6 separate regions of the Homo sapiens genome follow, and all the other regions are linked to region 1. A link is a loop called in an ENCODE intact Hi-C map of the cell type or tissue named here. Cell type or tissue: K562. All regions are shown on one strand. Links, peaks and the distances in the headings refer to the core of each region. The heading gives the core; the rest is flanking DNA.

Region 1 (4,000 bases), core at 1-4,000:
TGTCCCTGACTAGAGATAACAAGGCTCCTTCCACTTGGAAGTAGAGCAAGTCTGGGCAGGACCTACGAACTTGTGGAGGTAGGAGGCAGCCCCGGGCCCTCTTTAAATTTGGTGGAGAGGTTAGGTCTCTTCTAGGATCCTCTTCAGTTCCTCACTTTTCGATCCCAACTCCTTGAGTCAGTTTTTTTTTTTTTTTTGAGACAGAATCTTGGTGCAATGCCCAGGCTGGAGTGCAATGGCATGATCTCAGCTCACTGCAACCTCTGCTTCTCGGGTTCAAGTGAGTCTCCTGCCTCAGCCTCCCAAATAGCTGGGATTATAGGCATGCGCCACCGTGCCCGGCTAATTTTGTATTTTTAGTAGAGACAGAGTTTCTCCATGTTGGTCAGGCTGGTCTCGAACTCCCAACCTCAGGTGATCTGCCCACCTTGGCCTCCCAAAATGTTGGGATTACAGGTGTGAGCCATCTTGCCTGGCCTAGTTTTTGTATTTTTAGTACAGACGGGGTTTCACCATATTGGCCAGGCTCATCTCGAACTCCTGACCTCAATTGATCTGCCCACCTCGGCCTCCCAAAGTGTTGGGATTACAGGCGTGAGCCACCGCGCCCAGCCCTTAAGTCAGTTTTTATTGTACACCTACTATGTGCCAGGTTCTCTGCTTGGTTTTGAAGCTTCTACAGTGTGTAGAATGGACTCCACCCTGCTCTTGTGATTACTTTTAGCCTAACTCATATTCTCTTCTGCTCTATCACCTACCTTGTAATTTTCAAGTATTTTATTCAGCAGATCATTTCGTATTTTAACATGGCTCTTTAATTTTTCCAGGGTTTTGTTGGGGAAAATCTGGGAAATAAAAAGAAATGTTAAATCCACCCTTCTTCCATTTTGCTTCTCCAGCTGCCAGAGTCTCTCCTGGAGGCGGATCTTAGCTTTCTGTCTCTGGAAGTTCCTACTCCACCCCTGACCTTCAGCCAGAATGGAAGGCAAGATGGGGACACAGAACGGGTTTATCATGACGACGAAGACAATTCTAAACAAGGGAGGAGGGCGTGGTCTCCACCTCTCCTTCCCCATTCAATCAAACATCAAGCGCTGACTCTGCTATGTGTCCAGCCCTTAGGAGTGAGAGAGACATGAGCCTGAAGGCTCAGACAAGCTCCTTAACCCCGCTAAGCCTGCTTCTCACCTGCACAATGGGGATAATAAAACCTACTTCCAAGGGGAATTCAGCGATGAATGCGTATAGAATGCTTAGTACTGGCACATGGTAATTGGAAAAGAAATGAAGGTCATTATCTGGAGTACTAAGGTGCATAATTAAAAGGCTAAATCTATCTCTGCAGAGAAATGGCAAAGGTTTTAAGTGGCAGAGGAGGTAGAGGTGGCGGAGGTAATCAGGAAAAAGATGGGTCATTGCGGCTGGAGCAGGGAAGTAAAAAGGAAGGAAGATTGGGGACAATGTCAGGGTCTACTAGAACCTGAAGGCAGGGCTGGCAGCATCTCACCTTCAACCAGGGGACTAGGTCCACCAGGCTGTCTTTGCTCAGGTTGTCTATGATGCCTTCATTGTAATTCTGTATGACATTCAACTCAGGGTCCCCATTCTTGTAGGAGGTATTGAAGCAGATCAAGGAGATGACATTGGTTACCGCCACGAAGACAGGAAAGGAGATGTCTATGGACTGTCCGTTGTGGGTGGCCAGCATATCACACAATGTACTGATTTCCTGACAAACTGAAGGGAGAGGGGGCATGAGGGTGGGAAATGAATCAGCACCCTTACCCCCTCTCTGTACCAGTTGCCTCTTAACAGGAGCGGGGGACAGATAGCAGATGGCCACTAGATGGCAGCAGTAGCCAAGAAAAGGCTGCATTGCGCTCTAGTCCTAACCCTTACCCCTGCCCAACCCTCCTCTCCCTCCAGCAGCTCCTGTGGGATCCAGCCCCAGCCCCAGGGGCCAGCCTGGCACTCACTGATCTTCTCCAGCTTCTGATCGCCATCCTTGAACAGGGCAAAGGTGGCCATCGCCAGCCTTCGATGCAGCTGCCAGTGTGCGCCAGAGTCAGCGAAGGCGATACCCTTACGGTTGTTGGACGCGATGTCTAGAGTTGCCTTTAGAGAGCAGGCAAGGCTGTAGGAATCTCACACCATCCACCCCACTCTTGCCCTTACACCTCTGGTCCCTGCTTTCCTTCCTGGAGGAGAAGGCAGGTACCTGGCATGCTGACTCCCATGTGGGCACAGCCCCACTGCACTCCACCATGACTGCAAGGACTTGGTAGGACAGACCCTAAGGCCTCCTACTCCCAATTCCTTCAGAAATACAGTAGATCAAGGAGAAAGAAAGAACCCTTAATTAGAATGCAGCAGCATTGGGGTTCTTTTCGCTGACAGGGTGCCCTCTGGGCTTCTTTTTGCTCATCAGTTTCTGACCACAGGAAGGCAACTCTGGATGGGATAAACTCTCTAAACTATGCCTGTCCAGAGGGTAGGGAGCAGGTGAGCTTGTAGAGGCTGAGGACTGCACAGATCTCTGCTTTTCCCTGAGCCCTTAGCTGAGCTAAAGGCACAGCTCACCTCACTCAGGTTTACCCTTCCATTGCAAGCCTGCATACCCAGCCACAAGCCCACATTTGGAGAGTGCAGATGTTTTGTCTACCCAGTCTGGACTTGGGCCGAGCCGCCTCCTCCTAGAGGTGCCCCCCAAAGCAAAAGGGTCCAAAGCCTCCCTTTTCCATTTCCTGACCCTGAAGATCCACATGACTAGCCTTCTCCATCTTCTCTGCCCCCGGGAGGAAGCCAGCAGAGGTGGGAGCTAGGTAGTTGGTCAGCAGACCTGGCTGATTGGTCCAAGAAAAAATAAACCAACCCTTGGCTTGATCAAAGCTGAGAGGCTGGCAGGGCACAGTGGCTTACGCCTATAATCCTAGCACTTTGGGAGGCTAAGGTGGGAGGATCACGAGGTCAGGAGATCGAGACCATCCTGGCTAACATGGTGAAACACCATCTCTACTAAAAATACAAAAAATTAGCGGGCATGGTGGCATGCTCCTGTAGTCCCAGGTACTCAGGAGGCTGAGGCAGGAGAATCACTTGAACCCGGGAGGCAGAGGTTGCAGTGAGCTGAGATTGGCCACTGCACTCCAGGCTGGGCGACAGAGAGAGACTCTGTCTCAAAAAAAAAAAAAAAAAAAAAAAATGCTGAGAGGCTGGGGGCCCTGCTGAGTGGGAGGCTCATCAGCAACCCTGAAATGTCATTGTAGAAAACTGCCCCTGTGAGCCTGAGTAGCTGGAAATAGCACCAGGAAAGCAGCAATCCCAGCCTGCAATAGCTAGGCTAATTCTCCCCAGCAGCTTTCATGGAGGACAGTAGTCACTGCCCCCATTTTCCATGAAAAGTAACATGAATCCTGGCTGTATAAGGGGCACTTACTGTGCTGGGTGCTAGGCTAAGTGCTGTACATGCACCTTCTCAGTCCATTAGAGAAGTCTAGGCTCAGAGAGAGGAGTGGAGTGAGGATTCCTTGACCCCTCAGACCACTGTGGTCCTCCCATCCCACCTCCTGGGCAGCCTGGTAGAGGAGACATTCCTTTAATTCTTCCTGCCTAATTTAGAGGCTGGGTGGGGGTCTGAAGGTTCACTCCCTTCACATCATCCCACTAGTCTACTTTGGGAAGAATTACAGGTTGTTGGAGCTGGAAGCCCCATTCTAGGCATGGTCTGAAGACCTGAACAATCCCAGGGGGTGGTGAAGGGGGCAGGGAGGAGATGGGCACCACTTACCATTTGAGGCCGCCCAGAGAAGTCCTTGCCCTTCTTAATAAGCACCTCCTTGGCCAGCTGGTGGTGGCCGACAATCACTGTAGTCTTGGTGCCCATACGAACCGAATAGATGGGGCCATATTTTTTCTGCAGCTTGAAGAAGTTGTTATGCATATGGCCGTGTCTGGGGAGGAATGGCAGGCTGCCCACCAGGGGCAGGGACAGGAGGCTCTT
Region 2 (5,400 bases), core at 576-4,575, 650 kb after region 1:
AGATGTGGTGGCTCATGCCTGTAATCCCAGCGTTTTAGGATGCCAAGGCGGGCGGATCACCTGAGGTCGGGAGTTCGAGACCAACCTAGCCAACATGGTGAAACCCTGTCTCTACTAAAAATACAAAAAAATTGGCTGGGCGCGGTGGCTCACGCCTGTAATCCCAGCACTTTGGGAGGCCAAGGCGGGTGGATCACGAGGTCAGGAGATCGAGACCATCCTGGCTAACATGGTGAAACCCTGTCTCTGCTAAACAATACAAAAAATTAGCTGGGTGTGGTGGCGGGCGCCTGTAGTCCCAGCTACTCGGGAGGCTGAGGCAGGAGAATGACGTGAACCCAGGAGGCGGAGCTTGCAGTGAGCCGAGATCGCGCCAGTGCACTCCAGCCTCGGCGACAGAGCGAGACTCCGTCTCAAAAAAAAAAAAAAAAAAAAAAATTAGCTGGGCATGGTGGTGTGTGCCTATAATCCCAGCTACTCAGGAGGCTGAGACAAGAGAATCACTTGAACCCGGGAGGCGGAGGTTGCAGTGAGCGGAGATCCCACCACTGCACTCCAGCCTGGGTGCAACAGAGCGAGACTCCATCTCAAATAGTAATAATAATAATATTAAAGTATTATTATTGACATAAAACAAAATAATCAGGTTTAAATCTTAACATTGTTTCTGACTGAGGAACAGAACATGGAACTGTTTCCCTGGTTGATAATACTTTTTTTCTTTTTGAAACAGGGTCTCACTCTGTTGCCCAGGCTGGATGCAGTGGCACGATCATGGCTCACTGCAGCCTCAGCCTCCTGGGTTCAAGTGATTCTCCTTCCTCGGCCTCCCAAAGTGTTGGAATTGCAGGCATGAGCCACGGTGCCCGACCATAATATATTTTTAACTCCTGTTTTTCTAAGAAGAGATAAATAAGCCTGAATTTTAGAATATTATTTTCTCTTCCCTCTTACATGACTAAGAAACTATAAAGGTAGATTTTCTGCCCAAACGGAAATGACGTTTCCAGACCCTGAAAAGCGGGGCTGGTGCTCTGGCTAGGAGATCCTGCGACCATCGCATGTGACACTACATGTTGGGCCAAATGCAGAGACCTGGGGGCAAAGACAGGCAGGCTGCTTTGGGGGAAGAGGGCACCTGGATAGAGTTTCAGCTCTGGGGGTGATCGGGTGCACAGAGGGCCAGGCTAGGAAGCACCTCTGTTGTTGACTACACACCCTCAAGCTCTGGCCATGTAGTGACAGACGTTCCCTGGGCATCTGCGGAGTGCCAGGGGCTGGGCTTACGCAGATGCCCATACTGGGTAACTGGACACAGCCAGAGGGGCATCCCGGTGTGAGTAGCGGTGCTCTGGAGGACTGTGACTCAGCTGAAGTTTGGGGAGCCTCGGCCTCAGTCCTGGGAGAGAGTCTCTGCAGGGAGCTTTGGCCTTCTGTCCTACGGTCACCATGACAGGGAGAGCTCCTCTGCTGCCGGAGACCCCATCTCAGGATGAAAGGTAAAACGTGGCCTCAGTGAAGGGCACATACTCAGAGGGGAACATCTCAGTGATTGAAGAGGGGGCCAGTTTCCTCAACGGTATATTTTCTTTACCATGAAGTAGCCAATGGAAACTAGAAGGGTATATGTTTTCCCAGCAAAACTCTTTTCATTTTGAAAGAGGAAAAGAGCAATCCGTAAACATTTATTTATTTATATATTTTTGTTTTGAGACAGGGTCTCCCTCGCCTAGGCTGGAGTGCAGTGGCGTGATCACTGCTCGTTGCAGTCTCAACCTCCCCAGGCTCAGGTGATCCTCCTACCTCAGCCTCCTGAGTAGGTGGGTCTACAGGTGCACACCATCACACCTGGCTAATTTTTGTTTCTTTGGTAGAAATGAGTTCTCACTATGTTGCCCAGGCTGGTCTTGAACTCTTGGGCTCAAGCGATCCGCCCACCTCAGCCTCCCAAAGTTCTGAGATTACAGGCATGAGCCACCGCACCTGGCCTCATAAACTTTTTTTTTTTTTTTAGACGGAGTTTCACTCTTGTTGCCCAGGCTGGAGTGCAATAGCGCAATCTCGGCTCACTGCAACCTCTACCTCCTGGGTTCAAGCGATTTTCTTGCTTCAGCCTCCCGAGTAGCTGGGATGCACCACCCAGCTACTCAGTGGCATGCGCCACCACGCCCCACTAATTTTGTATTTTTAGTAGAGACGGCGTATCTCCATGTTGGTCAGGCTGGTCTCGAACTCCCAACCTCAGGTGATCCACCCGCCTCGGCCTCCCAAAGTGCTGGGATTACAGGTGTGAGCTACCGCGCCTGGCTCTGGTAAACATTTTTAAGGTGTTTTGAATGGCTTGAGGGCTCCCCAAAAACGTTTGTCAGAGACAAAGGGGATTCCAATGGAGTTGTAGTGTCACCTAGTGGTGGCTGGAGGGAGGAACTGGGGTGAGAGGAAGGGAGAGGCGGGACACACAGCAGGTCTGCTCTTTTGGCTATGAGAAAAACTTCCCCCAGCTATCGTCCCTGGGAAGAGAGCTGCCCTTGGGTGTGCTCTGGGACTGCTCTGGGGAAGGGTGCGTGAAAGGGAGATGTCACACTGCCAGCAGCAATTGGAGAAAAGTCTGCTCCCTGTCCTGGGTCTCACGCTAAAGGCATTTGGTGTGATTTAAGGCTGCTGGCTTCTTGGAGAGATGCCTCCTGACTCCTATTTGTCTTTCAACTTTGGCCATGAAGGAGTGTTACACTTTTATGTGGTCATATTTATCATACTTTTCTTTTATGATTCTCTGGTCTTTGTAACGTTCTTGGAAGGGCCATCCTGCCAAGTAAAGGCCACTTAAAACATCTGTGAGAGAAAAGAGGATGCTGGGGGTACTGCAGCCATTTCGAGCATCTTTCTTTGATTTTATTGTCTTTTTACTCTGTTTTGTGTTCATCAGTAGCTGTGTGCTCCCTGGCTAACTTCCAGAAAGCTGAGCTGAAGCCACCAGGCATCTTAGGTGTCCTCAAGCAGGAGGGGGCTGGTTCAGGAGCTCAGTGAGGAGGCCTCCTTTGCCACAGGTGTCTCCCTCAGGCTAGGGACGTGAAGGAATTCCACCCTGGTGCAGGCACAGTATCATGGGAATCAGGACTCAGGCTGTCCTAGGGCTGTGCCTCCACGCCTCCCCCATCAGCTCCTAGGCAAGTGACTTAGCCTCCTGAAGCCTCGGGATTTTTATTTGTAAAATAGGAATAATAATAGTAATAATAACAAGAACAAAAATAGTACCTATCTCACAGGGTTGTTTCCAGACTTAAATGAACTAATGCATCTGAAGTGCTTAGACCAAGGCCTGGGACACATGAGTAAGTGCTTCATAAATGTCACCTGTCACAGTTATCTGAGCAAGTGGCCCTGGGATAGATCAACTGATGCTGGACTTTGAAGTCAGTACACAACTGTCTCAGATGGAGACACACTGTCCTCTTTCCGACATTGGGCATTTTCTTTTTTTTCCTTTTTTTTTTTGAGATGGGGTCTTGCTGTGTTGCCCAGTCTGGAGTGCAGTGGTGGGGTCTCAGCTCACTGCAACCTCCACCTCCAGGGTTCAAGTGATTCTCTTGCCTCAGCCTCCCAAGTAGCTGGGACTACAGGCATGAGCCACCATGCCTGGCTAATTTTTCATATTTTTAGTAGAGATGGGGTTTCGCCATGTTGGCCAGGCTGGTCTCAAACTCCTGACCTCAGGTGATCGGCCCACCTCGGCCTCCCAAAGTGCTGGAATTACAGGCGTGAGTCACTGTGACCGGCCAACACTGGGCATTTTCCTTTCTGCTTCATGGAGGAACCTCCTTCCGTCCTTTCAGATACAGTCTTGGGAGTGCTTGGCCTCAGGTCTGGATTTTTTCCATGGGTGCTATGGGTACTTAAGCCTATGAACTTTTAAAGCATCTGCTTGAGACCAGAAAAAAACATTACTGTCCTCAAGTTATGAAAGGAAAACTTCAAACCAAAATTAATAAATGTTCACTTAAATGCCTTTGTTGTATCAATGTCATTGATTGCTAAATGTAGTACTCATAAACATTTCATTATATTTGAAGACAAACATAGTTTTTTTCTCACTTGGCAAGGCATCCAGCACACGCATGATTGCTTAGAAATAAAACCAGTTGTAAATTCAGTGAGTCCCTTGTCATCCAGTGATTCCAAAAGCCAAATTTGTAAAAATCCTTTCAAAATGTTTACTGCAAGAAAATGATGTTTAATGTGGAATGCGGTATATTTTAGTACATTTGGCCTGACAGGGTTGGGCTCCAAAATAAGAGTTTGGGGGTCTATGAAGACCTCACAACTGATCCTGGATTCAGGGGCCACCTCCCAGAGGGCAAGTTTGTCTGTGGGGCAGAGGAAGGGGCTGGGATTCACCCCTGCTACCTCCTTGCACAGTCACCTCTTCCAATAAGTTAGCCCTGCTTGTGTGGCAGCCAGCACTGGCCTGGTCCCCATGGGGTGTCCAGCTTTCCCCCGAGAAAGCCTGTAGGCCTTCTTTAAACACCGTCTTCACAACTAGAACATGTGACCATGTGGAGCAGTTTCCCAATGTGTAATCAATAAATGACCTGTATCATACTCTGCTCAATCTAAGTCTCAAGGGGTGAGGTCTGGGAGTCTGCATTTTAGTAACTTTCTCCCCCTCTCCCCAAGGCCTCATAGATGATTCTGATGCACGTTTAAGTTTGAGAATTATTAGTCTAGAGTGTGTGTGCACCCCAGGAGGAGGGCAAGATGATCCCTTTTTCAATATCATTAGTCTATGTTTCATAATATACATAATATGAATACAGTAGTGCATTTTTAGAAATTATAAATAAAGAAATATACATATATTGGTGTACACACTTTAAAAATTTATTACTGCTAGGGGTGCGTGATCAAAAAAGTTTGGAGCTCAGAGCAACGTGCCCAGCCCAGCTATGCGGTCAGACCTGCTGTATGTTCAGCTCTGAACCTGGGCCTGGGAGGTGGGGAACTGGGACTGGAGTGCACAAAAAGCAGAGGACAGGCTGCCCCATGGTGCTAGCAAGGAAACTGCATCTCATCAGCGCCAGGGATACAGGTAGTGCTCAATAAATGGTCACTGGGCAATGAGTGAAGCTGAATCCCAAAAATACCTGGGAATAAGATGGCATAGGGCCCATTCCATCCTAAAATGGGCAGCACAGACTTCCATCCTTCAGAGGGAGGGCCCGACAGCTTAATCCATCCATTTCTTTATTCATTCATTTATTTAATAACTAGTTATTGAGTATGCACTAGGCATCAGGCACAGGCACTCAGAGATCTACCCCTCCAACTTGTCCAGCCACCCCCTGAAGTTCAGACAGGACACCACCCTCTCCCCCGACAGCTTTTCTGATAGTCTGATTAACT
Region 3 (5,400 bases), core at 700-4,699, 230 kb after region 1:
GTTGTAGTAATGGGAACAAGAGCATTTCTGACCCTTGGCCTGAGAAACTAGAAGTGAAACTGACTTAGAGCATTTCAGTAGCCCAGAAAACACAATGAGCACCTACCATGCAGGGATTATAGTGGACCCTGGGGTTCCAGGGATGAATAAGACACTCTATCCCAAAAGAACTCATCAAGGTAAAGAAGAAGTTGTCGACAAGTTAGCGAAAGTGAAGAAAAGGGAAAATCTTAGGGGGAGGAGAGGGGAACTTTATTTTAATGGAAGGAGACTTTCTTCAAACTGCTTTTCCAAGACAGGAGAAAAATCCCATGGAATTTAAGTGCCTCCAGGAGTGTAGACAGCAAGTTACCAGCCTGCGAGGGGTCTGCTCAGTGGTCAGGACACCGTGCTCGTGAGACAGAGTGGGTTCTACCCAGGTTATTCCTCTCTGTTCCATGGCCACAAACCATGTCGGCCCTTGACCCTGATTCAGCCCCGGCCCTGGCTCCTTGGACAGCCTAGGCAGCCATCGCCCAGCATCATCTTGGTGCTGGTCCCACTGATGGAGCAAGAGCACCACCTTTCCATTGCTGGAGGCCTCCTGAAGAATCCAAGAACTACAGATATTGGGAAGATACTAAGTGGACTCACAGAAAGTAAACATCACAGGCCAGGCACAGTGATTCACGCCTGTAATCCCTTTGGGAGCACTTTGGGAGGCCAAGACAGTGAGACAGGATTATTTGAGCTCAAGAGTTCAAAACCAGCCTAGGTAACATAAGGAGATCTATCTCTACAAAGAAAACTGTATTTTAAGTTTTTAATTTAAGAATTATTTTAAAAATAAACATCACATTTACACTGTCACCTCTGTATAATCAGCCAAATCCAGTTTTCATATTTAAAGCGAATGAGCCCCCTCCTCTCAGTGGGAAAGATGAGCTGAAGCTTTACTCCCTCGATAGTGTTGGGAAAAGAAATCAGACAAAAATCTAAGGAAGGACCAAATATTGTACAGAGTGTGCCAGTAGGCTTTTGCAACTGGACTGAAAATACCTGCCTTTTCTCTCCACAGGGGAAAGTGGAAGTTGAAGCTGGGAAAGAAGGTATGAAGTTTGAAGCGAGCGCCTTCTCATACTATGGCGTGATGGCCCTGACAGCCTCTCCAGGTATGTTTGGTTCCCAGCCGCATAGGGCAGGACCACGTGTTAGGAAGTAAGGCCCCTCTCCTTTCATCTTGCTTTCTGTATCTGCCAGCTGACCCCATTCACTTCCTTTTTGAACTTTTTTTTTGAAGTATATCATATATGCAGAAAATCTGCACAAATCCTAAGTATATACCTCCATGAATTCTCACAAACTGAACACGTGTAAAGTGGCACCCAGACCAAGAGACAGGACGTTACCAGCCCCACAGAACTCCCATCACGCTCCCTTTTAGTCACTGGTCCCCCAGAGTAACTGCTTTCTTGACTTCTCAGCCTAATTCTGCCTGCTTTTGAACTTTGCATAAATGGAGACACTGTGTGTGTTACACAGAGGCTGGCTCCTTTCTCTGTGTCGTGCTTGTCACATCACCTCTGTTGCTGTGTGTGATCACACTATTTCCTCTTGCCATGTCTAGTATGCCACTGTGTGAATACACAGCAGTGCACGTGTCCTTTCATTGCTGATAGACATTGGGGTAGTCCCGTCTGGGGCTACTGTCAATATGTGGCTTTGAACATTCTTATACATGTCTTTGGGTGAACGTGTGTGTCCATTTCTGCTGGGTGCGCACCTGGGACTGGCGCTACGTGTCAGAGGGTGTGCCTCTGGATTCAGCTCTGATGTACCTGCTTACTCCCAACCTGTGCTGTGTGAATTCCGGTTGCTCTGCATCCAGCACTTGGTATTGTTGAGTCTGTTAAATGTTAGCAGTTTGGGAGGTCTTAATTTGCATGTTTCTGAGGACGAATGAGGTTGTTGCTATATACTGACTGCCTGTGGCCGGCTCTTGTCTGGAGAGCTGGCCAGGCGAGTCAGCCAGTTAAGGGTGGGTGGCCATGGGGGATTGACAGTTCTCTGAACACAAGATTCCAAGATGCCAGCCAGCCAGATGTGCTCTCAGACATGAACACAGATAGATACCTGGTGGCTTGCTGGCCTCTGGGGATGGCGCTGCTTGGCAGAGCGCACACGCTTGCTATTAATACCTGAGGCAGCCCGAACAGGTCGGGCAGGTCGACAGAGATGCTGGGGTGCCACCTTGTGGCAAAAACACCAAATGATGTGCGGTTTTAGGAAACTTCATTTACAAACCTCAAACCTAAAAATAACCCATTTTAAAAGAATTCCTGAAAGCCAGGCTTCCAAGGGGAGGAGATGCCTCCAGACAAGACTGTTTCTGTGACATTGGTCTTCATCGACTGCTCCACCCAGTAGTCTGAGGAACCCAAAGATGTTTCAGTTAGAAAGTCACTGAGACGTCAAGAATTCTGTCGTATTTCTAAACTTCCTCTGCCCCAAATGCCCCTTCTCACTATCCTTGTGCAGGTGTTTGAGTCCTGGAGGCACAGTGTCCCCACTGTCAACTGCTGACCAACACCCAACACCCACTGTGAACATGGGCCTGTCTGACCCTACTTAATGAGTAGGTTTCTGTTGTAAACTTGAAGGTGACCTTCGTTTTCACTGCTTAGTGAGAGAGACAGGGTAGCTCTTACCTAGGCATGAGAAGACCTGGGTTATAGCTTCAGTTCCATCACAGGCAGGTCGTGTGGTGTTGAGCGAGGCCCTTGGTCTCATCCTTGTTAAGAGGATATAATGATGCCAGCTCATGTGATTATTAGAAGACTAGGATGCAGTGATCCTCACACAAGTGCTTCGTCCCCTTGAAAGCATGAGGGGAAATGTGAGTATAGTAGAAAGGTGCCTGACTGTGATGAGTTTTGGCAGCTGACCTCAAATTAGCCCCAGGTGAGCAGAACCAGATTTATAAGATGGCTTTGAAAATAAACTAGGAGTGGGTTGTACATTTCTACCAATTACTGGTTCCTGAAACATAAATACCAGCGCAGTTCCTGTTGAACTGTAATGGAAGGACAAGTCTCATTTAGAAGAGGATGTGGTGAGCAGCCCTCTGAGTCTGGAACTGCTAAAAAGGAAGGGGAAATCACTTGAGGTCAGGAGTTCAAGACCAGCCTGGCCAACATGGTGAAACCCCATCTCTACTAAAAATACAAAAATTAGCCAGGCATGGTGGCACATGCCTGTAGTCCTAGCTACTTGGGAGGCTGAGGCAGGAGAATCGCTTGAACCTGGGAGGTGGAGGTTGCAGTGAGCGCAGAGCACGCCACTGTACTCCAGCCCAGGTGACAGAGCGAGAATCCATCTGAAACTAAAAAAGCGGGGGGGGAATTTCATTAATGGCATCTTACCTATTCCAAAGCCTAGTATTTTACTTAACTTTACAACTAAGATTTGGGATTTTGTATATTCATTGAGAGGCACAGTTAGTACAGATATCACAAGGTAAAGTTTCTGTTTATTGATGTTCGCTGTCTGGGGAAAACCGACAATAATCAGTTCTTAAGACCTACCTGCCCCAGAGGTGTGATTCCTGCTCAACATTTCATGTTCTGAGACTTTTCAATCTGATGGGGCAGTGAGTAAGTGGTGATGAGGATGACTCTGGTCTGCATTCCCAGGAAATCTGTGTATGCGTTCTTTACTTACTTTCCTCTATGTTGAGATTTGAAAGCGTTCCTAACAATTCAAAGCTTCAGGTCAAAATTAAAATGAGCTAAAGTTGCACAGATGGGGAGCTGTAGGCTGTGCAGTGAGTGAGTATTGGGGTGCAGGCGCCAGCGGTTTGAGTCAGGCTCTTAGGGCAGTTGACTAATCGAGCTCCCCTTTTGCGCAGCTACTGGTGATTTAAGCCCTTAAGAGTAGCAGGTTTCGAGCTATCAACCCCAATTGGTTATTAGTGGCTTAAGAGATTTCTTGGTTAGTAACAAACTCGTGGGTAGGATTTCTCCTGATCTTGGCCTCCCTGTATTCCTCTTCCTGGAAAGCAGTGTGTGTTGTTTTGTTTCTATAATACCATACCGACTTGCATTTCTGCAACTGAATGCTCATATTGTATTGATAGAACAAGTATCCCCTCCTGTCCCTTGATTACAGAGATCTCTGTTCTTGCCTTTTGATGCGATCTCACCCTGTTTTTCTCCATTTTTCAGTTCCTTTGTCCCTGTCTCGTACCTTTGTTGTCAGCAGAACAGAGTTGTTAGCAGCAGGTTCTCCAGGTAATTCTGCATGCTTCCTTTCCGTAATTCTCCTGATTGCCTTCCTTGCCCCCCATCACGCCTGGCTGGCTGGGTCTGCTCCCTTTACCTGGACAGGCTGTTTTCAGTGTTCCTTGGAGCGCTAAAGCTCTAAGGTTCCGTAACTTTATAGCGAGCTCTCCAGGAAAGCATAAGCCACAGCAGGTGGAGAGTCCAGAACAGCGCAAAGTCACCATGCACAGGAGTAGCCATGAAGCATGGAAAGGGAGGGCGGCTCTGGTGTGGATTGTTAGCGCTCCCTGCCCTTGTGGCTGACCTTGAATTTTCAGGTCAGCAGTAGGGGACTGTTCTTGGTTCTTATTCTGACCTCAGCAAGTCATGGTATCTGGAGTTTGCAGAGGCCCTGAGGGCCTCAAACCCTGAGGCCGCTTTTATAGAGCACATTTGCCAAAGGCCTGAGAGCTGTGAACTCTTCTTGGTAAGCAAGAAAAATACCCCATCCACACAGGCGCACGACATTCTTGTATCCTGGGTTCTTCCCACATCCGTGTGAGTGGAGCGCGAGCGCCTCTGCTGTCCGCCAGGCAGGCGGCCCTACTTCTCCCCACCACCAGGCAGGCGACCCCGCTTCTCCCCACCACCAGGCAGGCGACCCCGCTTCTCCCCGCCACCAGGCAGGCGACCCCGCTTCTCCCCGCCACCAGGCAGGCGACCCCGCTTCTCCCTGCCACCTGACTTTGTTTTGGAGTGAACACCCGGCACATTCCTATCCCGCTGCTGCCGACTGCCCTGCAGGAGAGGGTGGCCAGTCCTAACTAATACGTCCAGCTATTAAAAAGAAGGGAAAAGGCTTAATCTGTCTTTAATTAAAATTGCTGGGATTTCCTAGTTGGTAACACAATTTTCCTATATTTATCTTCGGAGTTTTTTCCATAATTACTATCATAAAACTTTGGAACATAAACTTGGCCACAAAACCTGACCTGAACTGGGGGTCAGCCACTACGGTTTTAGCTCTACTTGTTGTGAATCCTTGTCCGTCTCACCAAAAGTTAATGTGTTTGCGGACTAGGGCCGCCCCAGAATTGCTGGTGGTGTATGTAACATGGGGTGTATGGACTGTATCACCTTCCAGAATTCAAACATCTCTCTG
Region 4 (4,290 bases), core at 1-4,000, 110 kb before region 1:
CTTCATGCTCCAGTTCTACAGGTGGGACCTGGGGGCAGGGCCGTGGGAGGTACAGCTGCCTGGATCTGCTGGTCAGGGAGCCATACTATGATAATAATAATAGTTCTCTTGATTGGTCACTTACCAGATACCAGGCACTATGCTACATTCTTTGCTCGTATTGCTTCATTTAACCCTCGCAACAACCCTACACTATAGGTACTATTATTTCCATTTTATAGATGAAGAACTAGAGTTCTAGAGAAGCTGAAGAACTTGTCCAGGTTTAAACAGGCAGGAAATATGGGTGCCTGGATTTTAACTGAGGCAGTCCTGTGTAGAACCCTCAACAAATAAGCTACCCCAATTCCCTCTTTAAAAAGTACTTATTCCACAATGATTTTAATTATGTAACACCCAAACAAAACAATAGGAAGTCCCTTTCTTGGCTTGGTTGGGGAGAGAATAGACTGCCTCTGTAGCTGCTGGACATGTGACTCTTCTTCCTACCTCTTCCTTCCTCCCCTGCGTCCCCCACCCCACGCATTGATTGGTTCAGCTATTGAGCTGGGCTTTGGGCCGGGTGTTGGGAATGTGAAGGCTTCAGTAACCTCCCGTCAAGGAGCTCCCAGTTTTGTTGAGGAGACCAAGAAGTAAACAGTTACAGTACAGCTTGGTAAGTGGTAGGTTGGAGGAAGAACATGGGGTTGTGGGAGCAGGAGCATGGAGTGACTTACTCTGTCTCAGGAGGGGCAGGGAAAGGGTCGGGAAGGTTCCATGGAGGAAGTGATCCCTCTCAACAGGGCAGGGTTGGCCATGTATGGAAGGAGGAGGGGGAGATATTTGAGGCAGAGGGGCCAGCCTGCGCAGAAGCCCAGGTGCATAAAACAGTATGGGAACAAGCTGGGCACGGTGGCTCATGTCTGTAATCCCAGCACTTTGGGAAGCCAAGGCGGGTGGATTACTTGAGGTCAAGAGTTCAAGACCAGCCTGACCAATATGGTGAAACCCCGTCTCTACTAAAAATACAAAAATTAGCCAGGCGTGGTGGTGTGTGCCTGTAGTCCCAGCCACTTGGGAGGCTGAGACAGGAGAATTGCTTGAACCTGGGAGGCGGAGGTTGCAGTGAGCTGAGATCGTACCACTGCACTCCAGCCTGGGTGACAGAGTGAGACTCCGTCTCAAAAAAATAAAAATAAAAAACTAGTATGGGAACAGTGTGGGGACCTGCAGATCATGTGCTTTGACTGGCATACCCTCAGGACTCCCTGCCATCTGACTTCTCTCTGCCTCTCCTGGCCTTCCTCACTGGTAGGACGATGCCGGCGGTGATCTTCTGGCAGTGGGTGAACCAGTCCTTCAATGCCTTAGTCAACTACACCAACAGGAATGCGGCTTCCCCCACATCAGTCAGGTAGGAGACCTGAACCCCAGGCTGTCCTCGTGTCTCCCCACGAACAGCTTTTCTAAAGGGTTCTGGGCTGTCAGTCCTTCCTGGGTAGCACCTGCACTGAGCAGGTGACCAAGTCACCCTTTCCCAGGGTTTGGAAATATTTTCTCAAGCTGAGTAGGGGTGGATCTTCTTCCTAGACCAATTCCAAATGTGTTTATTCATTCATTCTCTAAATATTTCTTCTTGAGTGTGTCTTATGTGCTGGGGATGTGCATGGTTCTAGATGCTGGGATACATTGTTAAGACATGTGGTTGGGCCAGGCACGGTGGTTCTCACCTGTAATCCTAGCGCTTTGGGAGGCTGAGGCAGGCAGATTGCCTAAGATCAGTCTCAAAACAAACAAAAAAAACCACCCAGAAAACCAGGGTTGCAAGGCAGAGAACAGCAGAGCGGTGTCTGTGTAGTTAGGCCACTTAGAGCAGTCCCATCTGTGAAGACGACATTTCAACTGTCCTGAAGGATGAGGGATGAATGACCCAAGAGCCCAGGGAACACCTCCCCGCATAGGGAGCAGCCGTGTGCAGAGGCTCCGAGGCAGGGAGGAACTTGGCATGTTCACAGTACTGAAAGAAGACCAAGGGGGCTGGAGCACTGTGAGTGAGGGGGAGAGGGTCACAAGATAAGGCTGGGGACAGATCCTGTGCGGTTTTCACGCACGAAGCCTCGCCAGCCGACTTTCTCCCTGAAGCCCGTGGTTTGGCCCTCAGCCGGCAGGGGCCCCACTCCCAAGCATCTCTCTCCTCCCCCAGGCAGATGGCCCTTTCCTACTTCACAGCCACAACCACTGCTGTGGCCACGGCTGTGGGCATGAACATGTTGACAAAGGTATGGTCTGGGGCCGCTGCAGCATGGTGGCCACGCGGGGGCAGCAGAGTCCTAGGGAAAACGTCCTTCCCCCAGGGACAGTTCCCCAGGCTGGGTGAGTTGGGAATGGCCAGAGCCCGGCTGGCCAAGTGATGAGAAATACACCAGGGCCGTCCCCAGGTTGGTTCTTCTTGGGCCTTTGAGGGAGTTTGGGGTTCCCAGACTGGGTGTCTGGATGTGTGGCGGTAGCAAGGCCTAGTTTTCTTTTTTGTATTCTAGTCGTTCAGCCCCCTCCCCTCCCATCTTCCAGCGCTTCTGAACAACTCCTACTGTTCTCTTCCCCCAACAGAAAGCGCCGCCCTTGGTGGGCCGCTGGGTGCCCTTTGCCGCTGTGGCTGCGGCTAACTGTGTCAATATCCCCATGATGCGACAGCAGTGAGTAAAGGCCCCTTTTTCTCCCTACAAACCACAAGATTAGCAGAAAAGGGGCAAGAAACCAAAGCAGTGGGTGGCTTCTGGGGACTGCGGTGGGCATGGGGAGGGCTGCTGGGCTGAGCCTCTGAAGGGCCCTGGGATTGGCAGCTCCCATGGTGATGGCCCCGGGAGTGGTGGGTGACTTTGGGTTAGGCCGTGTGTTGAGTCCCGTGGGAGTCCTCTCCTGGGTGATGTGGGATGGGAAAGACAGGGTGGACCTGTGGAGTTTTACACTGGATCATGTCCTTTTGGACCTGTGTTAAAATTGTGAACTCCTCCTACTTCCCAAGCCCTGGGGATGGCATACAGAATGAAATGTAGCAGGCTGAGGTGTCTAAAGATAGCATAGAACCCAGAAGCTTTGAAAGAAGCCAGAGGAGTAGACAGAAGTTTTCCAGGCACCCAACTCTAAGCTTTTCAGGAGAAAAGGTAAAGGAGAAACTCATTGTGTCTCACAGTTCTTATTTCTTGACTAGAGAAATCTCTGTTATGAGGTTTTAATGATGTAATATATGTAAAGCACTCAAAATAGCACCTGGAACATAAGAGATGCTACATAAGTGTTCACTGTTATTTCTACCATTGTCATCATCATCAATATCTACAAGCCACATTTTCTTGGGACTACCAACAAATGGAAAATGTTCACACTAGTCTTTGTAGAGGAAGCACTACCAGAATAGTTGTGCACACATGCTGCTCCATTCATCTTTCCTTCCCCATCCAGTGGCCCTTTCCTAACAGGAGAATGAGTCCCTGCCACCTACCGGGGCTTGAGTTGAGTGCTGTCAAGAACTGGCCTGAGAAGAACAGCTGGGGTGGGCTGGGTGCGGTGGCTCACGCCTGTAATCCCAGCACTTTGGGATGCTGAGGCAGGAGGATCACCTGAGGCCAGGAGTTTGAGACCAGCCTGGCCAACATGGCAAAACCCCATCTCTACTAAAAATACAAAAATTAGGGCCAGGCGTGGTAGCTCACGCCTGTAATCCCAGCACTTTGGGAGGCTGAGGTGGGCGGATCACGAGGTCAGGAGATCGAGACCATCCTGGCTAACACGGTGAAACCCCGTCTCTACTAAAAAATACAAAAAATTAGCCAGGTATGGTGGCGGGTGCCTGTAGTCCCGGCAACTTGGGAGGCTGAGGCAGGAGAATGTTGTGAACCCGGGAGGCGGAGCTTGTAGTGAGCCAAGATCGCACCACTGCACTCCAGCCTGGGTGACAGAGTGAGACTCCATCACAAAAAAAAAACCAAAAAACAAAAACAAAAATTAGCCGGGCATGGTGGCGCATGCCTGTAATTCTAGCTACTGGGGAGGTTGAGGCAGGAGAATCGCTTGAACCCAGGAGATGGAGGTTGCAGTGAGCCAAGATCATGCCACTACACTCCAGCCTGGGTGACAGAGTGCGATTGTCTCAAAAAAAAAAAAAAAAAAAAAAGGAATAGCTAGAGTAGCTACTGTTTGTGGAGTGATCACACTGTGTGTCAGGTGCTGGACCAAGTATTTCATAGCCATTATCTCATTTAATCCTTACCAGGTCCTGTAAAGTGGGTGCCAGGATGATCCCCATTTTGCAGA
Region 5 (5,400 bases), core at 807-4,806, 66 kb after region 1:
CTTCATTTGACAGATGGAGAGACTGAGGCTCTGAAAGATTCATTTACAAATCCAAAGTCATACAGCTAGAAAGTGGTGAATTTGCACCCACATCTGATTCTGGAGCTGGCACTCTAAACCAGTGTGCTGCTCCATCTCTCCATAGTTGTACTTCTCATAGAATCACAGGATGTTGGTGCAGGAAAGGACTGCTTATATCTGGGTACCCCACCTTTCATTTCCTTCAAGTCTTGAGATCTTTTTGAACTAGAAGCATGCATTTAGAAGTGATATTGATATCACCATCTCCTGTTGGTAGATAGATCATTGAGTGGAAAGAAGAGGGTTCAAGGGATTCTCCCACCTCAGCCTCATAGTAGCCACCACGCCCAACTAATTTTTATATTTTCAGTAGAGACGGGGTTTCATCATGTTGGCCAGGCTGGTCTCGAACTCCTGACCTCAGGTGATCCACTGCCTTGGCCTCCCAGAGTGCTGGGATTACTCCCAGAGTACATGAGCCACCGCACCAGGCCAGGGCAAACCCTTTCAAGCAGGAGTTCCAGTATACTGAGAGATGGAAATGCAATTGATGTGAAGTCCTAGCAGTAGCAACCAGCAGAGCTGGCCTTCTTCCAGGCTTGGAGATCCTCTGCCAGATGCTCATCTTACCAGATGCAGGCAGACCTCTTCATTTCAGAAAGGTAGACACTGAGGGACAGAGAGACCAAGGCCAGCAGGAAGTCAGTCACTTTAGTAAAGGGTCCACCAGTCTATCAGTTTCATGAATGTAGAGTCTGTGCCTGCCTTGTACACCCCTCTATTTGCAGTGACCAGAATAAGTAGTAGGACTGTAAATTTATGTTATAATGAATTCATTACCATTATTTAAAGTGGCATGTTCATGCTTTTTTTTTTTTTTTTGAGATGGAGTCTCGCTCTGTCACCCAGGTTGGAGTGCAGTGGTGTGATCTCAGCTCACTGCAACCTCCACCTCCTAGGTTCAAGTGATTCTCTTGCCTCAGCCTCCCGAGTAGCTGAGACTACAGACGTGCCACCACACCCAGCTAATTTTTTGTATTTTTAGTAGAGATGGGATTTTGCCATATTGCCCAGGCTTGTCTCAAACTCCTGGCCTCAGGTGATCCATTGGCCTCGGCCTCTCAAAGTGCTGGGATTACAGGCGTGAGCCACCGTGCCCAGACCCTGTGCTCTTGATTTCCTATCTTTGTACTTGGCTTTTCTCTGGCCCCACTGGTACTATTGTTAGAGGTATCTCATTTGGAGGTGAAAGGAGGGGAAATAAATACAGCAGTCTTGTCTTTTAAATAAATACAGCAGTCTTATGTTACTCTACTCTGAGATCTGTCTGGCCATTGTTGGCAATTTCATCTGAGCATCAGCAATTGCTAGTGACAGCCCTACATCTGGGACTCACTTTCCTGTTTGGTATAAATGTTTCTGGAGATTAGAATAAGGGAAGAGAAGTCGTTTTAGCATTTCCGTATCTCAGTTCCAAAGAGGTTTAAAAGGCACGTGCAAATGACAACCCCACAAAACAAAATCAACTGAGCAAAAATCAATGCTCTGCCCAAGAGGGACCATCTTTAAGAAGCTTTAAGTGAAGTTTACCTTGAAAGTTGTAATTAGAAGCTTCAGGAAGCAAGTGCCTTTATGGCAGAATGACTGATGTTACTCCCAGGATCTCATGGAATTGTAAAATTTTATCTCTGTTCTGTGTAAGTCAACCTAAATCAAACAGAAATATTAGTGTTTGGGTACATCAAAACACCTTTAACTTGTCCTTTCATTTTGGTTTGCCTTTTGACAGGATATAATCACAGATCCATTTAAGCTTGCAGAAGAGTCTGACAGTATGAAGTCCAGATGTGTCCCTGATGCTGCTGGAGGCTGCTGTGGCACAAAGAAAAGCTGCTAAATCTATAGCCAACCAGGGGACCACAGTAGTGGGCAAGAGTGATCTGCATGTTTTTTAACCTGCTTTTCCCCATAGCACAGACCATAAGAAACAACAAATGGGGCCGGGCACAGTGGCTCATGCCTATAATCCCAGCACTTTGGGAGGCCGAGGCAGGCAGATCACCTGAGGTCAGGAGTTTGATACCAGCCTGGCCAACATGGTGAAATCCTGTCTCTACCAAAAATACAAAAAAAATTAGCTGGGCATGGTGGTGCACACCTATAGTCTCAGCTACTCGGGAGGCTGAGGCAGGAGAATTGCTTGAACCCAGGAAGTAGAGGCTGCAGTGAGTAAGCATCACGCCACTGTACTCCAGCCTGGGCAACAGAGCAAGACTCTGTCTCAAAAGCAAAAAAAAAAAAAAAAAAAGAAAGAAAGAAAAAGAAAACAACAAATGGCAGAGAGCCACCATATTCCAAATCACTGAAAAAAATAAATGAATTATTTTTATTTATTTATTTATTTTTTTGAGATGGAGTCTCGGTCTGTTGCCCAGGCTGAAGTGCAGTGGCCCCATCTCAACTCACTGCAAGCTCCACCTCCTGGGTTCACGCCATTCTCCTGCCTCAGACTCCCAAGTAGCTGGGACTACAGGCACCTACCACCATGCCCAGCTAATTTTTTGTATTTTTAGTAGAGACGGGGTTTCACCATGTTAGCCAGGATGGTCTTGATCTCCTGACCTCGTGATCCGCCCGCCTCGGCCTCCCAAAGTGCTGGGATTACAAGCATGAGCCACTGCGCCCGGCCATAAATGAATTATTTTTAAGAGGCATTGATTAAAGATTCACAGCAAATCACTAGTTAAGCAGATTTTTTTTCTATTTCCTACTTCAAAGTTCTGGTGCCACATAGTGGTCAGAAATGGAACAGAGAAGCTGTCTTAAGCCTTGTTCAAGAAGCAGGAAAGGCATCAGAAGAAGTAACAGTTGGCAGAGGGTCTCAGGAAAAACATCTTCCTTCTGATCTTTTGCATAGCACCTTTTGGAATTTTCATCATGTTTGCTTATTAAACAAAGCTCCTACTGCCATCATACTAATCATGCAAAAAGATTGCCAAATCATGTTTGGTAGGAGGACTTTTGAGGTAGCTTTTGAACAAATGTTTTTTTCTTTTTTCTTTTTTTTTGCAATAAAGAAAACAAATTAATCATAAACATCTTTGAATCAAGTATCTCAAGAAAACAAATGAATCATAAGTATCTCACCCTAATGACTGATGACATAGTGATTATTTATTGTAAATTATCCTAACTGGGTCAGGAATAGAGTTCGATCGTTTTTTAAAAAGAGAGCTAAAAGATGTAAAAATGACCAGGCATGGTGGTATGTACCTGTAGTCCCAGCTACTGGAGAGGCTGAGGCAAGAGGATCGCTTGAGCCCAGGAGTTCCAGGCTGCAGTGAGCTATGATTGCACCACTGCACTCCAGCTGGGTGACAGAGCAAGACCCTGTCTCTAAAAAACAATAAATAAATAGGCTGGGTGCGATGGCTCACGCCTGTAATCCCAGCACCTTGGGAGGTCAAGGTGGGTGGATCACTTGAGGTCAGGAGTTCGAGACCAGCCTGACCAACATGGTGAGACCCCCATCTCTACTAAAAATTCAAAACTCAGCCGGGTGTGGTGGCATGTGCATGTAATCCCAGCTACTCGAGAGGTTGAGGCACAAGAATTGCTTGAATCTGGGAGGTGGAGGTTGTAGTGAGCCAAGATCGCACCACTGCACTCCAGCCTGAGTGACAGAGTGAGACCCTGTCAAAGAAAGAAAGAGAGAGAGAGAGGAAGGGAAGGAGAGAGGAAGGGAGGGGAGGGAGGAAAGAGATGTAAAAATGGTAGGTTTTCTTTTTCTTTATAAGGTGTCCTGGTTAAACTTTTAGCAAAATGATAGATTCAGTTTTTCCATAGTTAAAGAAGAATATTAAGAACATTAAAGAAAGGTTCAAGGATGGTAAATAATTTGAATTCCAGCTGTACTTGAAGACTTTATTGGAGGACACAGAAAGGTATAAGTGATGGTCATTATCATCAGGAGCTGGATAATTCAGTTTTTAAATAACAGCCTTCAGGCTGGGCGCGGTGGCTCACACCTGTAATCCCAGCACTTTGGGTGGCCGAGGTGGGTGTATTGCTTGAGTTCAGGAGTTCGAGACCAGCCTGGACAACATGGTGAAACCCTATCGCTACTAAAAATTCAAAAAATTAGCTGGGTGTGGTGGTGCACGCCTGCAATCCCAGCTACTCGAGGCTGAGGCACGAGAATTGCTTGAACCCAGGGGATGGAGGTTCCAGTGACCCGAGATTGCGCCACTGCACTCCAGGCTGGGTAATAGGGCGAGACTCCGTCTCAAAAACAATAAATACAAATAAATAAATAAATAGCCTTCAACCAATCAAGGGTTTTGATAAGATGTCAACCAGTTGCCCTGGGCTCAGTACAAAAACAACCAGGGGCATGGCATGGTCCAGGGGATTTCGGACTAGGGGTTTGAGAATTTTAAGGCATGTAAAACATTGGAATGGATTCCGTAGGATAGACTTCTGTTTTAAGAAAGCTGTTTAATATGGAGAAATTCTCAAATTTTTGAGTAGGTTCAGCTATAGAGCCTAACTTACTATTACAGACAGAGGAAAGAACTAGGTAGTATTTTTTTAAGCCCTATTCACCTCCATGACCTTAATTTTAAACATGCTTGCTTGGTTCTAGGGTGCCGTATCTATCTAGTCGTAACCTACTTTAATGTGAAAATGGTACATTACAGCATTAGCTACAATGGTACAGCTGGAATAAGCATACTTTGCTCTTCATGAGCACAAGATGGCCCTGCTTGGGGGGAATTGATTGAAGGGTGTTCTGTTGGCTGGGTGTGGTGGCTCATGCCTGTAATCCCAGTACTTTGGGAGGCTGAGGCGAGTGGATCACTTGAGGCCAGGAGTTCAAGACCAGCCTGGCCAACATGGCAAAACTCTGTCTCTACTAAAAATACAAAAATTAGACAGGCATGGTGGCCAAGGCCTATAATCTCAGCTACTCAGGTGGCTGAGGCACAAGACTCGGCTGAGCCTGGGAAGTGGAGGTTGCAGTGAGCCTGGGAAGTGGAGGTTGCAGTGAGCCGAGATCACACCACTGCACTCCAACTTGGGTGGCAGAGCGAGACTCTGTCTCAGAAAAAAAAAAGGGGGGGGGTGTTTTGTTTATTTGGTTTATTGGGCTTTTTGGCATTTACAAGGAGAGGGTATTAGCTTTTTACTTGTCCTTCTGAACTCTCAGTTCCCCAAAAAGATGTTGAGTAATGGGATTGGGCTGGGCAACTTAGCAAGACCCCATCTCTAAAAAATAAAAATTTTATATTTTTTTATTTTTATTTTTTTTCAAGACGGAGTCTTGCTCTGTCGCTCAGGCTGGAGTGCAGTGGCATGATCTTGGCTCACTGCAACCTC
Region 6 (5,400 bases), core at 529-4,528, 78 kb after region 1:
ATCGTTTAAGTTAATACTTAATAAACTCATTTATATATATATATATATATAAAGGCTATATATATATATAAAGGCTATATATATATAGGCTATATATATAAAGGCTATATATATATAAAGGCTATATATATATAAAGGCTCTCTCTCTATATAAAGGCTATATATATATAAAGGCTCTCTCTATATATAAAGGATATATATATAAAAAGGATATATCTATAAAAAGGATATATCTATATAAAGGATATATATCTATATAAAGGATATATATCTATATAAAGGATATATATCTATATATAGGATATATATATATATAAAGTTCTGTCCCTCTAGGGAACCCTGAGTGATACACTGTCTACAGTATTTTGTTATGGCACCGTGAGCACACTAAGACACCCTTTTTGGAATAGCTCTGACATGGCATATACCTAAAACTTCTATTCCTCAAAGTTCTTCAATCCTTCCCCTTTATTTTACTTCTTAAGACATTTGATGCTCTATCTTGTATTATGTAGTTATTTATGTAAACATTTGCTAACTTCCTTGCTAGTAAGTTTTTAGGGTAACCCCTGATTCCATATTGCAGCTCTGCAGTGCCTAGTACACGGTTTGGAAGTTATTAAATATACAATATATATTAGTTGATAAATTTACAAATAAAAGGGGAAAACTAAATGAGGTGAGAAAACACAAACTTTTTATTTAAAATTTAAAGAGGACATAGAAAATTGAGGCAATGTATTACTAAATGGGAACAAATAAGTTAAATCTTCAGTTTAGTGATATTTAAAATAAATAGGTTCCTGCCAGCAGAGGTGTTAAAATATATATATAAAAAAAATAGGTATCTCAGAGGAACTAAAAATAGGGGCGGTTTTGTTTTGTTTTGTTTCTCCCACTGACATGTTGTTTTGTCTTTGCATGGGGGGATTTGACTTATTGGAGTAGAATTTTAGCCCAGCTTCAGAGGCTGTGGAGAAAAGACCATGGGAATGAGCTTAGCTGGTATGGGAAAGCTGATATTTTATGACTAGGGTCATAAATGGAAGCTCTGGTGTCAGCACCCTGCAGGTCTGAGTCTTATGGGAGGGCTCAGAATTGGACATTCAGGACCTATTTGTTTTCCTGGCATCTTATTCCTAGTTACCATCCTCCTGTCAGAGTCTTCTTTATTTCCCACCTGTTTCTCACTTCCCAAATGTAATTTTAAATTAGTCTTTTGAATAGGTAAGATTCATATGGTTCAACATTTTAAAACTTCTATATAGAAGTGAACTGCTTCCCTAAAAGCATGGCCTGGGTTGAGTGTTTTAGTCACAGTGATAAGGATAACCAAGCTCAGAGCCTTGCTTACACCCTTGTCCACACCTGAGCAGGAGGCTGGAAGAAACAGGCATAAAGAGCGTTCTAGAAGATTCTAGAAAATCTCACAGTGGCAGGGCTTGGCAGTCAGAGAGCAGGGGTGCTGGAGTAGGGCAAACAGTGGACTTTTAGCAGCAGAACTGTTCTCTGAGTGGCCCAGTAGGGTCAAGGGGGCAGTGGAGAAAAGGAGGGAGTGCCAGCTCAGAGCACAGAAGACCTCCCATGTGGGCACCTGACAGCCCCATTCCCAGGAACAGCGGCACCCAAGGAGCGTGGGGGCCCTTCTCAAAGAAGGATGCTTTTCCCACAACTCCATCAAAAAGCCACATTTTTCTCTCCTACCTAGTAACAATGTTCAGAAAATATTTAGCAAAAGGAGGAAAATGGGAAAGCCCTAAATAAGAGGCCTGAAAACTCTTCTTGAAATGGTAAATGGTGTTGTAGATTTTATGTTACTTTTTTTTTTAACTGTTGTGAAAAAGTCTTAGCTAAAAGGGTTCTATGTATTTGAGCAAGTGGATAGTGTTGCTTCAGAGAAATCCCTCTCAGGGTGAACAGATTTGATACAGATTTGACTCTATGGAAAGTGTGGTTAACTCCAGCATTTTCCTAGTTCCTGTTTTTCCTCAGATCTTGTGGGGTTGTTTGTTTCAGACAGTCTTACTGTCACCCAGGCTGGAGTACAGTGGCGCCATCTCGGCTCACTACAATCTCCACCTCCCGGGTTCAAGCGATTCTCCTGCCTCAGCCTCCCGAGTAGCTGGGATTACAGGCGCCCACTACCACACCCGGCTAATTTTAGTATTTTTAGTAGAGAAAGGGTTTCACCATGTTGGCCAGACTGTTCTTGAACTCCTGACCTCAGGTGATCTGCCTGCCTCAGCTTCCCAAAGTGCTGGGATTACAGGCATGCACCATCATGCCCAGCCCTTTTTTTTTTTTTTTTTTTTTCTGAGATAGGGTCTCATTCTGTCACCCAGGCTGGAGTGCAGTGGCACGATCACAGCTCACTGTAGCCTTGAACTCCTGGGCTCAAGTGATCCTCCCACGTCAGCCTCCTGAGTAGTTGGGACTACAGGAACATGCCACCATGCCCAGCTAACATTTCATTTTATTTTTGGTAGACAGTGTCTATGTTGCCCAGGCTAGTCTTGAACTCCTGGGCTCAAGTTATCCTTCTGCCTCAGCCTCCCAAAGTCGTGGGATTACAGGCATGAGCCACCATGGCCAGCCAAGATCTTGTGTTTTGGTGTGATTAAAATGTCATTGTTGGAGCCTGGTGCATTAGCTTGTGCCTATAGCTTCAGCTACTCAGGAGGCTGAGGAAGGAAGATTGCTTGAGTTTGAGCCCAGGAGTTTGAGGCTGCGGTGAGCTATGATTGTGCCACTGCACTCCAGTCTGGGCAACAGAGTGAGACCCTGTTCCCTAAAAAGAAAAAAGAAATGATACCGTTGAAGCAATAAATACGAATACTTTTTATAAGTAGGCAATTTTTGGAAAAAAGAAAAGCTTCTCTATAAAATCAGCTTTATGTTCAGCAACAAAATGTGTAGAATGACATTTAGTGTTTTACTTGCCATCTTTAAGAAAATCAAACTTATCAAACTTTAAAAGACTTTTAGGTCTGGATGCAATGCCTTCTAAATCCCTGAACCTACAGACTTGGGAGCTTATCTTTTGCAGATGAGAAAATTGAAGTCACCTTTCCCTTTTAGTATATAGTGAAGGATTCTGGAAAGAGAGGGTTAGTTAGGGAAGGTATGTGGTTCTAGCTTTATCTAAATGACTTGCCCAAGGTCAGACCGTCAGAACTTTAAATAGGATTGGGCAGCAGCAGCAACCATTTAGCAATCTTGGGCCTTTTGTCCCCCTTTATGGAGGTGAAATATCATAATTCAAGAGCCTCATTTTTGTTTTTCTTCCAGATTTCAGAAGAGATCCCTAGAGGCAGGTGTTGACCTTGCCCTCCATTTAAACAAATGGACGGGCTGGGAAGTCCCTGGAAGTCACCATAAGCCTGCTCTATAGCAGGTACTCACTAAAGAGGGTAACGGCCGAGCATGGTAGTTCACGCCTGTAATCCCAGCACTTTGGGAAGCCGAGGCAGGCAGATCACCTGAGGTCAGGAGTTCGAGACCAGCCTGCCCAACATGGCAAAACCCCGTCTCTACTAAAAATACAAAAAATTAGCCGGGCGTGGTGGCAGGCTCCTGTAATCTCAGCTACTTGGGAGGCTAAGGCAGGAGAATTGCTTGAACCTGGGAAGCAGAGCTTGCAGTGAGCTGAGATCATGCTGCTGCACTGCACTTTAGCCTGGGCGACGAGCAAAACTCCTTCCCCACCACAAAAAAAAAAAAAAAAAAAAAAAAAAAGAAGAGAAACTACTGAAGCCAAAAAGCCTCCAAACTTGAAGATCCCTCTTGCTAAGGAACAATTACTTGACTTAGGCATCTAGATTGCTCTGTGTGTCTTGAGTATACATGAAGAGTATAAACCCCCACCAACCATCCAGGATCATTCAGCAACCCTCTGTGTGAATTTGAGTTTTTTTTTTTTTTTAATATTGTAAGTTGTCTGGGTGTCCTTTCTGACCTTTTCTTCTATGAAGTCCTGAATTTCTAACTTGCTTCTAAATTGCTGAATGTCACATTGTCCTGTTGTAGCTTTCTCTGAAATGCACAGGAAATGTCTGTAGGGTTGGCAAGCTCCTCCTCCCCCGACTTCACTCCTATTCCACACATGTACTTTCAGCATTTGAGAGCCTGTCTTCTCTCTTAGCTCCCTTAAAAACATTTGTAGTATTTCCACTTTTTATGAAGTTAAAATGGTTTATTTTCAATCCACTGAGTTAGAAGGATCATGTCTATCCTTAACCTTTGCCAAATATCCTTAAAAATCATTTTTTTCTTGGGAAACTTCCATAATGCCATTCTTATAAATGCATGCCAAGCCTGAGCCTGTGGGTGGTTTTCTTCATCTGAACTTACTTTTCAAATATAGCAGTATGAGACTTGAGGTAGGGGAAGCAGCATCAGAAATGGAAGGGCTGGAAACTAGACTCAGGACATTGTTTAAAATAATCAGAATAAATACTTTCATTTATTTAACATTCTACATATATTGTTTTGAATATCTATCATTGGCCAGGCCTGGTGGCTCATACATGTAATCCCAGCACTTTGGGAGGCCAAGTAAGGAGGATCTCTTGAGGCAAGAAGTTTGAGACCAGCCTGGGAACATGGCGAAACCCTGTCTCTACTAAAAATTAAAAAAAAAATTAGGCAGATGTGGTGGCATGTGCCGGTAGTCCCAGCTACTTGGGAGGCTGAGCCCAGGAAGTGGAGACTGCAGTGAGCCATGATTGTGCCACTGCACTCCAGCCTGGATGACAGAGCGAGACCCTGTTTTGTTTGTTTGTTTTAAAAAAAGAATAAAGAATATCTAGGGCCAGGTGTGGTGGCTCATGCCTGTAATCCAGGCACTTTGGGAGGCCCAAATGGGTGGATCACCTGAGGTCCGGAGTTTGAGACCAGCCTAGCCAACATATAGTGAAATCTCGTCTCTACTAAAAATACAAAAATTAGCTGGGCGAAGTGGTGCATGCCTGTAGTCCCAGCTACTTGGGAAGCTGAGGCAAGAGAGAATCCTTTGAACCTAGGAGGCAGAGGTTGCAGTGAGCCGAGATCGCACCACTGCACTCCAGCCTGGGTGCCAGAATGAGACTCCATCTCTCTCTCTCAAAAAAAAAAAAGAAATATATATATATATATATATATATATATATATAAAATATATATGTATATAATATACATCTATCTATCTATATATCTACTATTCTTCTAGGCCCCTGTGATACAGCAGTGAACAAACAGACACACTTTCTGCCCTCAGGGAGCTTAAGTTCTAGTGGAAGAAGACAGATAACAAACCAAATCAATAATTTACATAGTGTATTAGAAAGTGATCTTTGCTTTCAAGAAAAATAAAGTAGACGCGGCATAGAGGGAGTGTTTTCCGCAAGTTTAAAATCAGATGGC

What was found. Hi-C counts contacts between places; a loop is a spot of excess contacts. Peaks named below come from ENCODE experiments on the same cell type or tissue, not always from the same donor. Only the 100,000 strongest peaks of a DNase experiment are listed, where the experiment ranks them.
Region 2: a loop joins it to region 1, with 7 times the contacts of the local background. A loop is called at or near these places in 14 of 110 quality-filtered maps.
Region 3: it touches region 1 in a loop (15-fold over the local background); 68 of 110 quality-filtered maps call a loop at or near these places.
Region 4: a loop joins it to region 1, with 4 times the contacts of the local background. A loop is called at or near these places in 54 of 110 quality-filtered maps.
Region 5: it touches region 1 in a loop (8-fold over the local background); 101 of 110 quality-filtered maps call a loop at or near these places.
Region 6: it touches region 1 in a loop (5-fold over the local background); 94 of 110 quality-filtered maps call a loop at or near these places.

The regions. Positions count from the first base shown.
Region 1 is chr10:102,833,278-102,837,277 of GRCh38, forward strand. CYP17A1 (cytochrome P450 family 17 subfamily A member 1) reads right to left here. Exons shown (of 8, transcript NM_000102.4): 1 at 3,788-4,000; 2 at 1,977-2,115; 3 at 1,508-1,737; 4 at 759-845. It overlaps CYP17A1-AS1 (CYP17A1 antisense RNA 1), which reads left to right. Exons shown (of 2, transcript XR_428804.2): 2 at 900-1,227. Among named protein-coding and RNA genes, the nearest start is that of CYP17A1, 2.1 kb to the right of the region's middle. In K562, for the core only: a CTCF peak has its summit at 1,846 (motif pointing right); DNase peaks (open chromatin) are centred at 1,044 and 1,824.
Region 2 is chr10:103,483,463-103,488,862 of GRCh38, forward strand. All of the region lies in intron 3 of NEURL1-AS1 (NEURL1 antisense RNA 1), which reads right to left. Among named protein-coding and RNA genes, the nearest start is that of CALHM3, 6.9 kb to the left of the region's middle. In K562, for the core only: a CTCF peak has its summit at 2,406 (motif pointing left); a DNase peak (open chromatin) is centred at 2,419; H3K27me3 peaks cover 668 bases.
Region 3 is chr10:103,067,572-103,072,971 of GRCh38, forward strand. CNNM2 (cyclin and CBS domain divalent metal cation transport mediator 2) reads left to right here. Exons shown (of 8, transcript NM_017649.5): 5 at 1,058-1,151; 6 at 4,203-4,268. Among named protein-coding and RNA genes, the nearest start is that of NT5C2, 120 kb to the right of the region's middle. In K562, for the core only: a CTCF peak has its summit at 2,227 (motif pointing left); a DNase peak (open chromatin) is centred at 2,210.
Region 4 is chr10:102,727,137-102,731,426 of GRCh38, forward strand. It overlaps SFXN2 (sideroflexin 2), which reads left to right. Exons shown (of 12, transcript NM_178858.6): 3 at 1-21; 4 at 1,295-1,393; 5 at 2,183-2,258; 6 at 2,587-2,672. Among named protein-coding and RNA genes, the nearest start is that of SFXN2, 15 kb to the left of the region's middle. RefSeq lists enhancers at 1,637-2,411, 2,412-3,184. In K562, for the core only: a CTCF peak has its summit at 2,285 (motif pointing right); a DNase peak (open chromatin) is centred at 2,305.
Region 5 is chr10:102,898,783-102,904,182 of GRCh38, forward strand. It overlaps AS3MT (arsenite methyltransferase), which reads left to right. Exons shown (of 11, transcript NM_020682.4): 11 at 1,811-3,117. The coding sequence ends at 1,918. It overlaps BORCS7-ASMT (BORCS7-ASMT readthrough (NMD candidate)), which reads left to right. Exons shown (of 15, transcript NR_037644.1): 15 at 1,811-3,117. It overlaps LOC107984265 (a long non-coding RNA gene), which reads right to left. Exons shown (of 3, transcript NR_160733.1): 2 at 1,612-1,728; 3 at 1-690. Among named protein-coding and RNA genes, the nearest start is that of CNNM2, 17 kb to the right of the region's middle. RefSeq lists an enhancer at 1-278. In K562, for the core only: a CTCF peak has its summit at 2,813 (motif pointing left); a DNase peak (open chromatin) is centred at 2,819.
Region 6 is chr10:102,910,929-102,916,328 of GRCh38, forward strand. The region is part of intron 1 of LOC107984265 (a long non-coding RNA gene); the gene reads right to left. Among named protein-coding and RNA genes, the nearest start is that of CNNM2, 4.7 kb to the right of the region's middle. In K562, for the core only: no CTCF peak of the experiment used is centred there; no DNase peak of the experiment used is centred there.